Regions from separate parts of the Mus musculus genome. Here region 1 is linked to region 2. The links are chromatin loops, found by intact Hi-C in ENCODE. Cell type or tissue: left cerebral cortex. All regions are shown on one strand.

Region 1 (8,000 bases), 890 kb after region 2:
ACCATCTGATCCTGTGTGGGTTTTCCTTGGGAAATATTTTAACGACTGTTTCTATTTCTTTAGGGGTTATGAGCCTGTTAAATAGTTTATCTGATCTTGCTTTAACTTTGGTAAATAGTATCAGTCTAGAAAATCATCCATTTCCTTATGATTTTCCAGTTTTATGGAGTACAGGTTTTTGAAGTAAGACTTAATTATCTGAATTTCCTCAGTGTCAGTTGTTATGTCTCCCTTTTCATTTTTTATTTTGTTTATTTAGATATTGTTTTTCTGTCTCTAGGATAACTTTGCTAAGGGTTTGTCTATCTTGTTGATTTTTTCATAGAAACAGCTCAGGGTTTTGTGGATTCTTTGTATTGTTTTATTGGTTTCTGATTGTTTTCAGCCCCAATTTTGATTATTTTCTGCCTTGTACATCTCTTTCATATGCTTGCTTCTTTTTACTTTTTTTTCTTTTTCTAGAGATTTAAGGTGCACTTTTAAATTGCTGATAAGAGAACTTTCTAATTTCTTTACGTAGGCACTTAGTAGATCTTTCTTCTTAACATTGCTTTCATTGTGTCCCATAAATTTGGATATCTTATGCCTCCTTTTTCATTGAGTTCTAGAAAGTCTTTAATTTATTTATTTCTTCCCTGACCCAGAGATCACTGAGAAGAGAGTTGTTCAGTGTCCATGAATGTGTAGGTTTTTAGGTGTTTCTGTTGTTGTTGAAGTCCAGCTTTAATCTATGGTGGTCTGATAAGATATAAAGCATTATTTCTATTTTCTTGGATCTGTTGAGGCTGGTTTTATGACCAATTATATAGTTAATTTTTGAGAAGGACCCATGAGGCGCTGTGAAGAAAGTATATTCTTTTGTGTTTGAGTGAAATATTCTATAGATATCTGTTAGGTCTGTTTGATTCATAAACTCTGTTAGGTCCATGTTTTTCTATATTTAGTTTCTGTCTTGGGGACCTGACTATTGGTTAGAGTGGGATGTTGAAGTCTCCCACTATTCATGCATGGGTTCCATGAACAAATTAAGCTTTAGCAATGTTTCTTTTACAAATGTGGGTGCCCTTGTGTTTGGGGCATTCATGTTCAGAATTGAAATATTATCTTGGTATGTTTTTCCTTTGATTATTATGAAGTGTGCTCCCCTGTCTCTTCTGATTAATTTTGGTTTAAAATCCATTTTATTAGTTATTAAAATGGCTACTCCAGCTTGCTCCTTGGGTCTGTTTTCTTGGAAAGCTTTTTTTCCAGCCCTTACTCTGTAGTAATGGCTACTTTTATGACTGAGATATGTTTCTTTTATGCAGCAGAATGGTGGATCCTGTTTGGCATCCATTCTGTTAGTCTGTTTCTTTTTATTGGGGAAGTTAGTCCATTGATTTTGAGAAATATTAATGACCAGTGACTGTTAGTAACTGTTATTTTGATGTTGATGGTGTGTGTGTGTGTGTGTGTGTGTGTGTGCTTTTCTTGTTTTTGCTAGTATGGAATTCCTTATTTCCTGTGTTTTATGAGATGTAGTTTAGTTATCCTCCTTGGGTTGGAGTTTTTCTTCTAGAATTTTCTATAGGACTGAATTTGTAGATAGATACTGTTTGAAATTGGATTCTCCTTTAAATGTCATGTATTCTCCATCTATGTTGTTTGAGAATTTTGCTGGGTACAGTTGTCTAGCTTGGCACCTGTGCTTTTTTAGAGTTTGTAGGATATCTTTCCAGGCCCTTCTACCTTTTACTCTCTGTTGAGAAAGGAGGTGTAACTCTGGTAGGTCTGCCTTTGTTTGTTACCTGGTTTTTTTCTCCTGCAGCTTTTAATATTCTTTCCTTGTTCTGTACATTTTCCATTTTGATCATCATTTTCCAGGAGAATTGTCTTTTTTTGACAGTCTAGTTGGTGTTCTACAAATGTCTTGTATGTTTATAGGCATCATTTTCTTTAGGCTGGGAAAATTTTCTTCTACAGTTTTGTTGAGAATATTTTCTGGGCCTTGAAGCTGGCACTTTTCACCTTCTATTTCTATTACTCTTAGGCTAGGTCTTTTCACAGTATCCCAAATTTCATGAATGTTTTATGTCAAGAGTTTTTTAGATTTAGCATTTTCTTTGACAGATGTATCAATTTCTTCTACTGTATCTTCTACACCTAATATATTCCCTTTTATCCTCTGTATTTTGTTGGTGATGCTTGTATCTGTTGTTCCTTTTCTCTTCCCTAGGTTTTCCACCTCCAGGATTCCCTCAGTTTGTGTTTTCTTTATTTCTTCTATTTCTACGTTCAGGTCTTGCTCAGTTTTATCTATTTCCTTCATCTGTTTAATTGTATTTTCCTGTATGTCTTTAAGGGATTTATTTGTTTCTTCTTTAAAGTCCTCTATCTGTTTGCTTGTATGTTCCTGTATTTCTTTAAGGGATTTATTCATTTCTTTTTCAGAGGCCTCTATCATCTTTATAAGATTGAATTTAAGATTATCTTCTCATTTTTTGGGTTGTGTTAGGATATCCAGGGCTTGCTGTAGTAGAGTAGCTATGCTTTGGAGGTGACATTTTGCCCTGATCCTTGTTGATTGTGTTCTTTCAAGGGCTATATGGTCTGTATAGTTCAGAAGCCATAGGTTCGATGACGGTGGGCAGAAAGGTGACAAGAATGTAGAGGTCCCCCTGAGATCACAGGCTTCTCAGAGCAGGCAGCCTTGGCCCTGAGGGCTCAGAGAACAGAGAAGATGGATGGGGAAAGGGAAGCTTACCCGTATGCTTCAGGAGTTGGATGGAGGTAGAGGACAGGCAGTAGGAGAATGGAGGTTCTTTTGGAATAGCAGGCTGCTCAGAACCTATATTGATTATATAAAATTACTAGCACATCTTAAAATTATACATGATTATCATTATTGGTATTACTTTCACATTTCACTTTAAACCATTGTCTCATTAAAGAAAATCTAATGTATCACTACATTCTGATTAAAGAAAACCTATTTGGTTGAGGCCATTGTCTCTCTTGACATCCTCCTTTTCTAAATAAAGTTTCCTTAGTTCTTATTCACTAACACCTTCTATGTCATAGTACTTCACTGATACAATGAAGAAAAGAATGCTGTGGCTATACAACAGAATTTTCAAATCTCACTTAGGAAAAGCAATGTATACTCCTAGTCTTCAAGGAATGGGGAAACATCAGTGCAGATATGCAACGCCCCTTGCAAGGACATTAAGGTCCATGTGCTCCACTGTGAGGAGTTTTTGATGCTTTTGAACAAGAGTACATATAATTGAACATGTCCTGTTTCTATAGGGGATTACCATTTTGTGTTTAGGACTTTCTCAGATTCTAATTTAGTCAAATCTTGGTCCTATCCAATGTTTAGAGTGGAAGAGGCACGCATCGCCATGAAACAGGTAGCTCGTGGGATCAAACAATCTCCCTCTTTCATCTTTAGCACTCAGGTAATCCAGGGCGGTCATTATTTTGTGCTCAGGCTATCTTTTTCTCTGACCACTTCAAAGTGACACTATCATTAAATCTGAGTGGTGGTTATTATTTCCACAAAGCTGGCATGAGGATGTGGGTCGTGCCTTTTTAAAGAGGAATGGGCCACCTATAGAATTCTCAACCTGGATTCTGAACTGAAAGTAATCATCTGGCTCTGGGGACTGGTTTTACACTTACGGGAGTGTCATTGGGAAAGAAAGATTTTCTAACAGTAGCAGTCAAAGTGTTCATTCAAACACACTCAACATACATTTGTTGCAGACTCTGAGCCAAGTCACTCTCAGGGAACTGTTCTGGAAGAGAAAATATTTTCATAGGAAATCACGATAAGCCCACAGTGATTAGCAAGTTCTTAACAGCTGAGACTCTAAAGAAGTGTGGTTTCCTGCTAAAGTTTTCCATCTGGAAATTTAAGGCTGGAAAAGTCCAAGGAGTGATGGGCACGGCTAGTTTCACACTGTACAGTCAGCTCCAAAGACTTAATTAGAAAAAAGTTTGCTGGAAACATGACCCACCCAACTCTGAAGTGCTCCCAAAGGTTCGCAGTTTCCAATAGCAGTCCAAACCTACAGCTGTATAGACATTTCAATCATACATTTTCCTTAAAATTTAATGAGAATTCCTCCCTTTCCCTTTCTGAGTCCCTTGCCTTTGGTTAAATGAACCTTACACAGATTTTCCTGGATCCCATCACTTCCAGGTACCTGCAGTGGGGAAGTTGATGACCTTGAACTCAGAAGAATGTCTCCAATTTAATTACTTATGAAGCAAAAATAACTACATTTTTGTAGTAAACTGTAAAGCTGAGAAAGATATATTTCAGTGAAACTGAATGTGGCTTTTTTTTTCTTTCTCTACATATTTCCTTTTGAAAAATCTAACATCAAGTGTGATGTACATTCTTGGTTGTGAACCTGGAATTAACTAACGCCAAAAATGGAGGGCTTAACTGTGAGTGATTGTTGGTTATTTTGAAATGAGACAATCCACTTCTAATTTGGATCTTTGAGATGAAAAGAAACGCCTTTAACCCAGATCTCTTGAATTGGGAAACAACACCTTTAATTAAGATCATTTGAGCTGGGAAAACCTACCTCTAATTTGGGTCATGTCTTCTGCTGGAACCCTATATAAGGACATGAAAGGAGGACATTTTTGCACTTTGCCTGATTTTCCGTGCTTCACTATCAAGTCCATTCCTTCACTGATATCAACCATCATTTACTGAAGATCTGCTGAGACATCCATCCTTGTGGGCTGAGCAACTACTGGATTCTGGATTTTATTTATTTACTATGTGTATGAGTACACTGTCAGTCACGGTCTTCAGACACACCAGAAGGGGGCATCGGATCCCACTACAGATGGTTGTGACTGACAGTGTGGTTGCTGGGAATTGAACTCAGAACCTCTGGAAGAGCTCTTAATCACAAAGCCATATACCACCACTGTTCATAGCTGGAACACAGCCTATAAGTCATTAGATAGATAGATGATAGATAGATAGATAGATAGATAGATAGATAGATAGATATAAACTCCCTCTACAGAATCTTGACTAACACACCAAATTTCTAACTTCTTCCATCTTTGTCTACATTTTTTGCCCTCATACAATAAAAGACAGTGCTTTGTGTGGTTTGTTTTGGTGTGTATACTAAAGAATCTTTGCCTACCTAAATTTGACTCATTGCACTTCTCCATTTAGCCTTTCCTAATCATCCATTTTCTCACTCTTTCAGAACACCCACTTATAAATTATATGAAATGATCAGCAAAAATGGCATTGAGTGAGAGATACATTCACCTGCTGTTTATGTGCATGCCCTTCAGCCCAGGCAGATTAAATTTTAATCCATTAATTTAAATCATTAATTCCTTAAGGGCAGGAAATTACATCTGTTCTCCTCTCTGTCTCTGTCTGTCTGTCTGTCTGTCTCTCTCTCTCTCTCTCTCTCTCTATATATATATATATATATATATATATACACACACACACACACACACACACACACACACACACACACACTTCTATTTTTTTTCCTCATTGTACTTTGTAGATTCTCAGTAGATTGCATTGTATAAAAGGTGCTGGCATCTTTTGAAGAAATAGTAACATAATAAAAACAAACCCCTTCATTCTCCTTTCAAATTTTCTAATCCAAACTCTGTATCTTTCCATCAATCATTCTTATGGTTCCTCTCAAATACCTTCATTTCAATTGTATTCTACGTTCCATCCCCCCCCCCCCAAAAAGAACAAACCAATGTCAACTTCTACAGTGCAATCTCACGCCTCTGCCTGGCTTTATTTACTATGTATGCAGGTGACTGCTAGCTCAGTCCATCAGTCACAGAGGTAAATTCCCATGACTTCCCCAGATGCCTCTATTATTCCTGGACCATTCTATCTGAGAGATTTATCAATGAAAGGCTGTTTCAGAGAAACCTAACAATCCTTGCATTGAGGGTCACTCAATCATTCAGACAGTCGAAAGCATCACATTAGCAGAGTCCCTCGATGCATGGAATAATGCAAAGAGATGAATAATAAAATTCACACTGAACTTGCTCTAGTGGGAAACCCATGGACTGTAGAAGTTAAAAACATTGGCTTTGAATCAGCTTATATAGGTTCAAACCACAGCCTACTGATTGCCAGCTGCATGCTAGGAGAGAGTTTCTGAATGAATCCCCTTCTTTATATTAAAAAAAAAAGGAAGCAAGAATACTTACAATTCTGCTGATAGAAACCCAAGATAATGAATCCATTATTGCAAAACCTAGTGATGAGCTAGAGATGTAGTCCAGTTGGTTGAGTGTCAGGGTTCAAGTCCCAGCATTTCTTTCAAAATAAAAATACAAACATACAAAACAACAACAAAACCCACACAACTGGGTAGGTAGAGCTTGCAACTTAAAATTTCAGAATTCTGTGAGTATAAAAGAGGGTTAGGGTGAGACATTGAAGGCCATCCTAAACAGAATAGTGAGCTCTAGTCCACTGTGCATTCTGGGTTACTTGAAACCTTGCCATAAAACAAAACAAATAAAAAGCCAAACAGGGAAACCAGTCTTCCAGAATGGCAACATTTACTTTTAAGGCTTGAAAAACAGTTTGACTGTAGAGAAGTCTGCAATTATGGATTTACTTAAATCACAGGTTCAAAAGAGCATCTCTTGTATCCAGGGAGTCCGTCCTGCCAGACTCCAGCACTCAGATGCCAGCACACACAGTCTTATCACCACACTTTGAATTTTGCAAAATTAAAAAAAAAATGTTAGTCTGAGTCATAGGACACTAGACCTTAAGCCAAAGAAGCATTTGATTTTATATTCAACTTGGTAATTTCAAATTATTTCTTAGTTCAGTGCCCTAGTAATAGTACTAATTGATATAAGTAATTTCTCTGGGTGAGGCACTGCAGTCCCTGGCACAAATATTCCTTCATCAGAGAAGTGTGTTCAGTAGTGTCCTTGGGACAGACTCCCTGGCTAGTCAACAGTCATCATGCTTCCTTTTCAAATGATCGAGAATTCGAATGGAGTTTGCCTCTGATTTTGAAAACACTTAACATCTGGCAGCTCCTTTGATGTCTCTGTCTCATCAGGGCATTGATAACTTCCTGCTTTACTCTTCACTCTGAAGGCTGCCTGTGGACCAGCTGTGCTGTCCTGATGGCCCTCAGCACCTGGCTAGGACATCCCTCAGAGGCCAGATTTTATCTATGTGATGACACAGCAGAGGAAATATTGAACAGTTCAAAGTGTTAACACCAAATGATAGAGCCTAAAAGATTATAAATATAGTATCTACTGACCTGCACAAGGCTAAAAGCAGTTTTTCCATTGTGAGAGAATGCCTAGAGATCTTAGTCAAAGCCTGATGATGCCATAAATCTGGATGTCCACATTTTAGAGTAATACCCAAACTGTCAAGTATTAACTAGAAGTCATTGTCCATGATGCACGTTGTAATATATCAAGATAATGTCATTCATTACCAGGAAGACCTTAAAAGCCAAAAGCCAAGACAGACAGGACACCAAATCTATCAGTTAGAATTTACTTTCCATGAATTACAATTCACATTATAATTGGATGACTTATGTTCTTCAAAAGTCCCAAAGCTCAGTATAACAGGGAGATGCCGTGTATAGCTCTGCCCAATGACCCATCAACTTCCTTTACAACAGAGGCAATCTGCATGGTGAAAAGGTTTTCAGATTTTAATTAAAGGCCCATGTGATTTAAGGTGTATTCAAATTAGAAACATTTTTTTAAGTTGTACTGGTGATGGAACTGGACCCTTCTTTGGAATTAGTATTAACAACAAAAAAATTAATTCTTATTTACTAGTTTTCAAGTAATAATCTTTCAAACAAACACTAATCAAATATCAAAAGCTGAATATATTCTTTAATAGATATATTCAAACTAATCTATTCATATTTAAATTTTCATTTATCCATTCTTCTTTCTATCAATGATATATGTGTGTATATATATATATA
Region 2 (8,000 bases):
AAGACCAAGAGCAGCTACCTGACCCTCGCCACCCTACAGGCTTACACCTCCATGCACCTCTTCTTCCAGTTCAAGACCACTTCAGCTGATGGCTTCATTCTCTTCAATAGCGGAGATGGCAATGATTTTATTGCAGTTGAGCTGGTCAAGGGGTAAGTAGGAGAAACCTCAGAGTGATGATGGCTATCTTCACTGACACATTTTGTAAAATATGGCTGTGAAGAAAACTGTCCATTTTACTCCATGACCCCTGCCTCTGTTAGTACCCTCCTTGCTAACAAAGATCCACAAAATGACTAGGGCTGGAAAGGACATGGACTCCTAAGATTATTTGAAGAAATTCTACTAGGTTGATTTTTTTACAAAGATTTTAACTATGAAATGTAGTCCTTTGAAATTATAGTGGGGTAAGCTCATTTATATAAACCATGGCTATGGTGTGTGTTGTGCCCATCTTTTGAGTATTACTAATTAAAATTAGGAGATGCATAATAAGAAATGAAATCTAGTTATTTTTCAATACTACAATTAGCATTACAACTATTATTTTGAGAGTAGAGCATGGATATAGTCCCCTAGGACCCAAAATTATAAAATTGAGTTTCTTGAATTTCAGGAAATTGCAGAGTCCAACATTATAGTTTCTTAAACCTCTTTTTGACCCCTCTAGTATGCTACCATAGTATTCACATAAGAACAAAACCAGAACTCAGGATGTTCTTGCTGGTTTGCTAGTGTGCTTGTCTAGCATGCAGAAGGTCCTGGGTTCAACCCTAGCACTGTATACCCTGGGTGTGGCAGCATATGCCTGTAAATCTAGCACTGGTGTGGTAGAGACACAAGGATCAGTAGTTGAAGGCTGGTCTCTGCAGGGTAGCAAACTTGAGGTCAACCTGGGCCACATAAGACTTTGTTTTAAACACACAATACCCTGATCAATATTCTTTGAATTCTATTATTGTCCTCTAGTATTTTGTAGGGTCCTAAATGTAGCTTTTCATAGATCTAGGTATTACTATGGAGCATTAGGAAAGTAGACTTTGGGCTGGGTGTGAGTACATGCCCATAATTCCAGCACTAGAGAGTCTGTGGAAGGACGATTATGAGTTCTAGGCTAACTTGTACTATATTATAAATTTTTGACTTAAAGAAAATGAAAGAAGACTCTATGAGTCTGGGAATATGGAGTTGAAATAATGTATGATCCAATAATTACTGGTGATTTTAAGTGCATTTAATTGGTATGCTATGCCAGGAAAGCATGGGAAATGTAAAGCCCCCTTAGTTTTGATATGTATGTGATTGCCACCGAACTACTTCATGGACCCTGAAGCGATCGTGTGCTCTTTTGTCTTTTGCAGGTACATACACTATGTGTTTGATCTCGGCAATGGTCCCAATGTGATCAAAGGCAACAGTGACCGCCCCCTGAATGACAACCAGTGGCACAACGTGGTCATCACCAGGGACAGCAGTAACACCCACAGTCTGAAGGTGGACACCAAGGTAGTCACTCAGGTCATCAATGGTGCCAAAAATCTGGATTTGAAAGGTAATCCTTATGTCGAATTTGTATCTTAGAGCCCATCTTGCAACACAAAGTTTGCTTCCACAGGGAATCTCCAGGTTAGGAATTCGAGCCATATCTTCTGTACCACACAGATTCCATTTGAAAACTATTGAATTATACCATAAGGCCATTTATCCAGTTTCTATACAAGACCCCACTTCAAAAGTGCTTCCTGATCTGTGATGATGTTAGGAAAGTCTTTTGGGGGTCCAAAAGATGAGCTGATTTGGGGTCCAAAAGATGAGCTGAGTCAAGGCCTTGTTAAATTGTAGGTGTGTCCTCACTAGAGAGGGAAAGTATTTGGCTAAGTCCTTCCAACCTGGATGACATTGTCTCAGCCATAGTCACTACTGTGTAATAATACATATACCAAAAGGACATAGTTGTTGTTACTCTCATCATGCATTATTAGATGCTTGATGGGATGTCTGAAAAACACTCAGCACATTATTTCTAAAAAGCACATAAAAATTACCCAATAAATGGTTGTGGCTGTCCACAATGTTGTTAATCTTTACTTCACTTAATTAGGTAGAAGCTACTTTGTACAGTTGATATGGTGATTCAAACTTTGTGAGATGTTGGATACAGAATTGAACGACTTATAAGAAATATTTAGTTGTTTTTTTTTAATTTTAGTAATTTATGAGTTCTGGAAGTTATTCTTATTTTAGCTGACCCTTCCCTTCCCCACCACAGTTGTATTATCATCATCTAAGAAACAGTCTAACGTGTGTGTGTGTAAGCATTATTGGACATGGCTGCCACATTCTTTCTCTACTCCGGCTCTTTTACTGTCTTCCTTCCTTTGTAGGTGACCTCTATATGGCTGGCTTAGCCCAGGGCATGTACAGCAACCTTCCCAAGCTTGTGGCCTCCAGGGATGGATTTCAGGGCTGCCTGGCCTCTGTGGACTTGAATGGACGCCTGCCTGATCTCATCAACGATGCTCTCCACAGGAGTGGACAGATCGAGCGAGGCTGTGAAGGTAGAACCTCTCTTCTTTTTAAGGCTCAGCCTTGCCACAGCACCGAGCCCCCTTGCTGCTCTGCCAGTTCCTCTTTCCTCAGTTTACCCATCCTCGGTCAATCTCATTCCCCATCCTATGCCGCATCCTCATCGGTGTCCTCTTGTCACTGGTTGAGTATGCTGGACATGTGCCACGGGCTTTAAAAAGGCATGCTGGCAGACGTCCTTTCAGGGTCGCATACTTGGTGGTGAAGAACCTTTCCTGTCACGGGCATCAGACTTCTCCCAATTTGTGCCTTTGTTTTCAGAGTGGCTCAAAGAGCACTAGAGATTTCTATTTTAATAATGGTAAGGACAATGCAAAGAGTCCACATTGATGTCACCAATTATTTGGTCATTTGACACAATTCCATTGGGAGACAGAGAAATGATGTCCCACTGTCATGATGATGGAAGGGAACTAGTATTTATTGAGTACTTGCTGGATCAGGCTCTGCTTGTCAGTCCTTGGGGTACTGTCAAGGAATATTCTCCATTCCCACATTCAGAAGACCTGGATTAAGGTCCCAGCTGACCTTTGGTAATTTACTTAACCATTCAGATCTATCTTTTCTTTCTCTGCCAAATGGCAGAATAATAGGCCCTATCAAAAGTCGTATGAAAAAAAAAAATCTGAAAGATACCAAATGCCTGATACGTAGTGGGTACTGGATAAATGTGGGATTATTGTTCCTGGATATTATCTCATGCGAGACACATACTAGTACTGCATGTTTACCCACGCTGCACAACAACCATTCTCAGCCTGTTTCTGTAGATGGTGAAAGTAATGCCTTTCCAGAGCTGTTGGTGACTGGAAGATCAGCTTAGTTTTAGCCAGTAGAGGGCAGCAGTGTACACATTCTTGCGTTCATTCCTGCCCTCACTTGGACGGAGAAATAATTGCAGATCATCTACAGGCAAAGGTGATGCCTAACCTGTCACCAAGATCTACATCTTCGTTCCTCTGGCTGAGACTAATGGTTCTTTGTGCAACGTACTGTGTTTCCTTGCATCCATCTTTCAGTTTCCATGTCAAAACTGTTCACTTATTTCCTGTGTTCAAGTTCATGAACACTGCTTTTGAAGCAGCTTCCATTTGAGTTATCTCTATCCCTTGAAAGCAGTTTTGCAAATGCTTCTCAGGCTAACTTGTGCTACAAAAGATGTTTGCCTTGCCTGAGTCAGTTGCCTGGTACTAGTGTCAAAAGGATCATCCCTACGATCTGCTTCCCGGTCTCCTTTAACCAAGACAATGTTTTTAATTCTGCAATTCTGATGGCCATTAAATATGGTGTGTGTGTGTGTGTGTGTGTGTATGTGTGTGTGTATATATGTGTGTGTGCATGTGTATGTGTGTGTGCATGTGTGCGTGCATGTGTGTATGTGTGTGTACATGTGTGCTTGTGTGTGTGCATGTGTGCTTGTGTGTGTGCATGTGTGTGTGTATCTGTGTGTTTGTCTGTCTGTGTGTATGATGGGCAAGAGGTTAAGCATCAAAAGGCATTTGAGGTAGACATTTTGTGTTTTCCTGAAAATGCTGTACAATTTCATTCAACTTGACCATTTCTTTTGGACTTACTGGTCTACTCAGAGTTCTTCAGATGGTAAAAAACAATGCAGGGAAAAATGACGTATTTGGCATTCAAATGAGTATCTTACTTTAGAAGGCTTTGGGATGACAGGAGTTGAGCTTCTCTCAGAATTACCGTATCAAGTTAAATTACAATGTGAAATTACATATTAAAAACAGAAAGCAGGGCTAAGGGAGATGGCTAAGGAGTTAAAAGCAGTCTTGTTCTTCCACAGGATGCAAACTCAGCTCCTAGCACCCTTATTATGTGACCTATAACACTGCATTCAGTGGCCCAATACTTTCTTCTAGCACTGCATTCATGTTTGTGCTCTCTCTCTCTCTCTCTCTCTCTCTCTCTCTCTCATGCATGTGTATGTGTGGCACGCACACAGAGACCCACACATACCTTCACACACGTTTGAAAAATAAAATCTTTTAAGAAAAGAAAGCATCAAGTACTATTTAAATAGCAAATTATTCTTAATGTGTCTTATGTTATTCAGATTGAACACTTAAGAATCTAACCCTCAAGCTTTGTTAACCAATAGAACTGTAGTGTAAGGGATGGGGAGATGGCTTGGCAGGTAAGGCAAGTTCTCTGTAAGCATGAGCAGCAGAATTTAGATCCCCAGCATCCACACAACTGGGTAGGTCCTCAGCATCCTACCCAGCTGGTTAGGTCATCCTTAGTCCTAGGCCACAAGAGACAGAGACAGGATGTCTGGAGCAAGCAACTAAGTATATTAGCTGAATCAATAGGCTCCGGGTCCAAGTAAGAGATTGCTTTGGTAGGGAAGGCACCCTGATATCAACTTCTGGCCACCATATGCATGTGCTTTGCACACACAGCACTTGCACATATACTCATATCACATACATGCCAGAAAAAAAGAGCGAAATGTAGCACAAGTCACACATGTGACTTAAAATTTCCTAAGAGTTATATTTCAAAATGTGTAGCATAACAGAAGATCCGTTTTCATTATATATTTCACCTTAGTTAAGCAAATTTTCCCAAAATATTAGCATTTCAGTATGTCATAAAATGACGCATGGGTATTGTATATCCTTTTGATTGTATTAAACCTTCAAAGGCTTGTGTGCTTTGCCTTTGCAGCAGCCACTAAGTTCAGGCCACATCCATTTGCAGCTCTCTTGCCACAAGTGTGTCTGTCCGGCTGCTGTATTGGAAGCAGAGCTCCATAGAATGCGAAACTTGGAGTTATAATGAAATAAAGCGACAGGACCGGAGAGAAAGGAAGTTTAAAGTAACTTCTACAAAAATGTAAAGACAGAAGGGAGGAATGAAGCCCACTCAGGAGAGATTCAGGGGAAGCAGTGAGAGCTCTGGCAGAAGGAAATTACCCATCACATTGGGGCAAATGTTCCCAGCTCTCCCCAAAGCTCTCCATCGACTTGGGTGATTCACAACATGCATTATGGCAGACTCTAGCCTTTCTCTAAGTACTCTGATTGTTCAAAGCCGGATACTGTGACTTGATGGCTCTCCCATCCATCTATGGCAAAGCCCGAGGGCCTAATCGCATGCACTCTATTGCCATGGAGATAATTATGATGGTTGCCCACCGAGCATTAAGACTTTCCTACTGGGTGGGATGAAGTGGAGGCTGAGTGCCAAGGGAGAGAGGAAGGTCCCTGTTTATTGTACACAAATGACTTCGATAATTAGCTTAAGTGGCAAGGAAAAATGGCCAAAAAGTGGGTTAAGGCATAAATTACTATCATTGGAAGTTTGCAGCATTGTGAATAAGGCCCCAGAGAAGATCCTGGGCGCCTTTTTAGGGTTCTGTGGAAATGACACTGTAAAGGATAGTAGCAAAGCGAAACAAAGGACCTCCAACCCTGTAGAATCTACAGAGGGTTCCATTCTCATGAGTCTCTTGCACATAGCATGTGGCTCCTAAGAATATCTTCTGGTATAAGGCACATGGCATGCACAGGAAAGAGAGCATGTAATTTGGTGTTATTTCTTCATAGAGAGAGTAAACAAGGTGGGGATAGCTGTCTTTACTGACAAAACATGACTTGGTTCTACTTAAAATGGCAAATATGTTAGGTTTTTATATATTTATATAATTTTAGCAGTCTAAGATCTAATATAATTTCTTGCCAAAGTCACTGGCATTGATATTTTAAGATCCTAAAGGAGTAAATGTACTTTTTTCCCTTTACCTGACCTCCAAGAACATATGTAAGAAATTATAAGAGTTAGAAATTATTTTAAAATGTGTAAATTTGACATTCTTTGGTTCTCAAATTATTAATTTATTTAGTAACTAAGAATGATCTGGAAGTAGGTTTTTAATTTATGTCTGTGATTTAGAAGTTAATTCAGATTTCCACTCAAATTTTAGCTATGACATTTGGCCTCTAATTTGGGTCAAGATTTGTTTTTGTTTTTTTTTTTTTTTTTTTTTTTTTTTTAAAGTAATGCCTTACTTCAAACTCAGCTGATAAATACCTGTTGAGATCAACTTAGCTATAGAGCCTGAGGCATCCTGAGCAGAAGTGCTATTGCACAGTTGAGGAGGGGAAACATCTGAGAGAATATACCACGTGCTTCATTTTGGACCTGGCATGAATCAATCAAAAAGGACATTCATTTTGCCTTTTTGCCCACAAACATTTGCTTATATTCCTACAAATTAAACAAATTAAGCTCTTTGGTGTCCTCAATGAGTCATCTGGGTAGAAATGCATGACTCTGGAGCCATATCCCTTGGTGGCATTTTCAAGGGTAGAAGGGGACTGGGGTGGCGTGGTGACTCTCCTATGCTCAACTCCTAAATGTCCCAAAGTATTTTTGTGGGCTTTGAGTGTGCACATGTGTCTTCCAGTCTGGCCACATGCTGCCGTTATCTCTAGAGTGAATGCCTTGGGGTTGGCTGTGTACCTGTGCGAAGGCTGTCCCTGCCCGTCGCTTGTGCTTTGTCAACTTCACTGTTTCCCTGTCCTAGCTCTGCTGACTTGGCTCCCAAGAGGCCCTGCTCTGCCCTGGTTTGTGCATCCTTGTGTCTTGTGTCTCTGGTGACTTTGTAGAGCATTTCAAGTGTCTGTCTGAGTGATGTTGGTTATGCAGACTGCATTTTTTTGTTTCTGTAATGTTAACCAGTTGACTCTACTCTAACTAACCTTTGGTTATTGTTTTCGCTTTTTCTGTTCTTTTGCTAACAAAGTTGCGTTGACCAAAGCTGACCTGCAAGGTAGAGAAGGCTCTTGTACCACTTTGGACTGAAAGATGCCCTGTGTGACCCTTGGTATTGTTACATTAGAGGGTTTCTAGCTGTCACACTTCTTAGACAGCAGCCATTGTTGGGGAGGGGGCTGAAGCCAGTGTTCTTCCGAAAGGGTGACAGAAAACCAAAAAGTACACATGAAATATTATTGTACAAAGGATATATCATGGGAATAAGAACATGACTCCATTCTGGGTGGGACCAAAGAGATTTGAAGCATCCCATGCTATCACTGTCTTCCAATAGGATCTATTCTGGAAATAATTAATGCTTCTCCCTGTATTTACCATAGGGGGTCTGGCTCCTTTCAAGCTATTCAGCAGCGATAGAAGGAAGAACTTTGAAGAGGAAGAAACAGCCACTTGATTTCTTAATTTATTACTCTCTAGGTCAGGAAGGTCATTTTCTAGAGCAGGACATTTAAATGCTTGGACCTTATAAACGACCATATCATTTTCTCTCAACTCATTTTAAAGAAATATTTTAGGCATGTGGGAGATATTAATGCCATTAACACATCGCAGAGATTTATATTTCCTATTGGGGATTTTGGTTGAGTACTTTAATTTTCTATTGTGTGATCTAAGCA

Evidence for each region. Peaks named below come from ENCODE experiments on the same cell type or tissue, not always from the same donor. Only the 100,000 strongest peaks of a DNase experiment are listed, where the experiment ranks them.
Region 1: it touches region 2 in a loop (2.6-fold over the local background); 6 of 42 quality-filtered maps call a loop at or near these places.

What each region holds. Positions count from the first base shown.
Region 1 is chr12:90,405,012-90,413,011 of GRCm38, forward strand. Gm40538 (a long non-coding RNA gene) reads right to left here and starts at 3,788. Exons shown (of 4, transcript XR_872905.2): 1 at 3,737-3,788; 2 at 2,744-2,827. In left cerebral cortex, no CTCF peak of the experiment used is centred here; a DNase peak (open chromatin) is centred at 3,803.
Region 2 is chr12:89,510,555-89,518,554 of GRCm38, forward strand. It overlaps Nrxn3 (neurexin III), which reads left to right. Exons shown (of 20, transcript NM_001198587.3): 11 at 1-152; 12 at 1,362-1,552; 13 at 2,385-2,558. Among named protein-coding and RNA genes, the nearest start is that of Gm40537, 540 kb to the left of the region's middle. In left cerebral cortex, a CTCF peak has its summit at 3,420 (motif pointing right); DNase peaks (open chromatin) are centred at 2,829 and 3,426.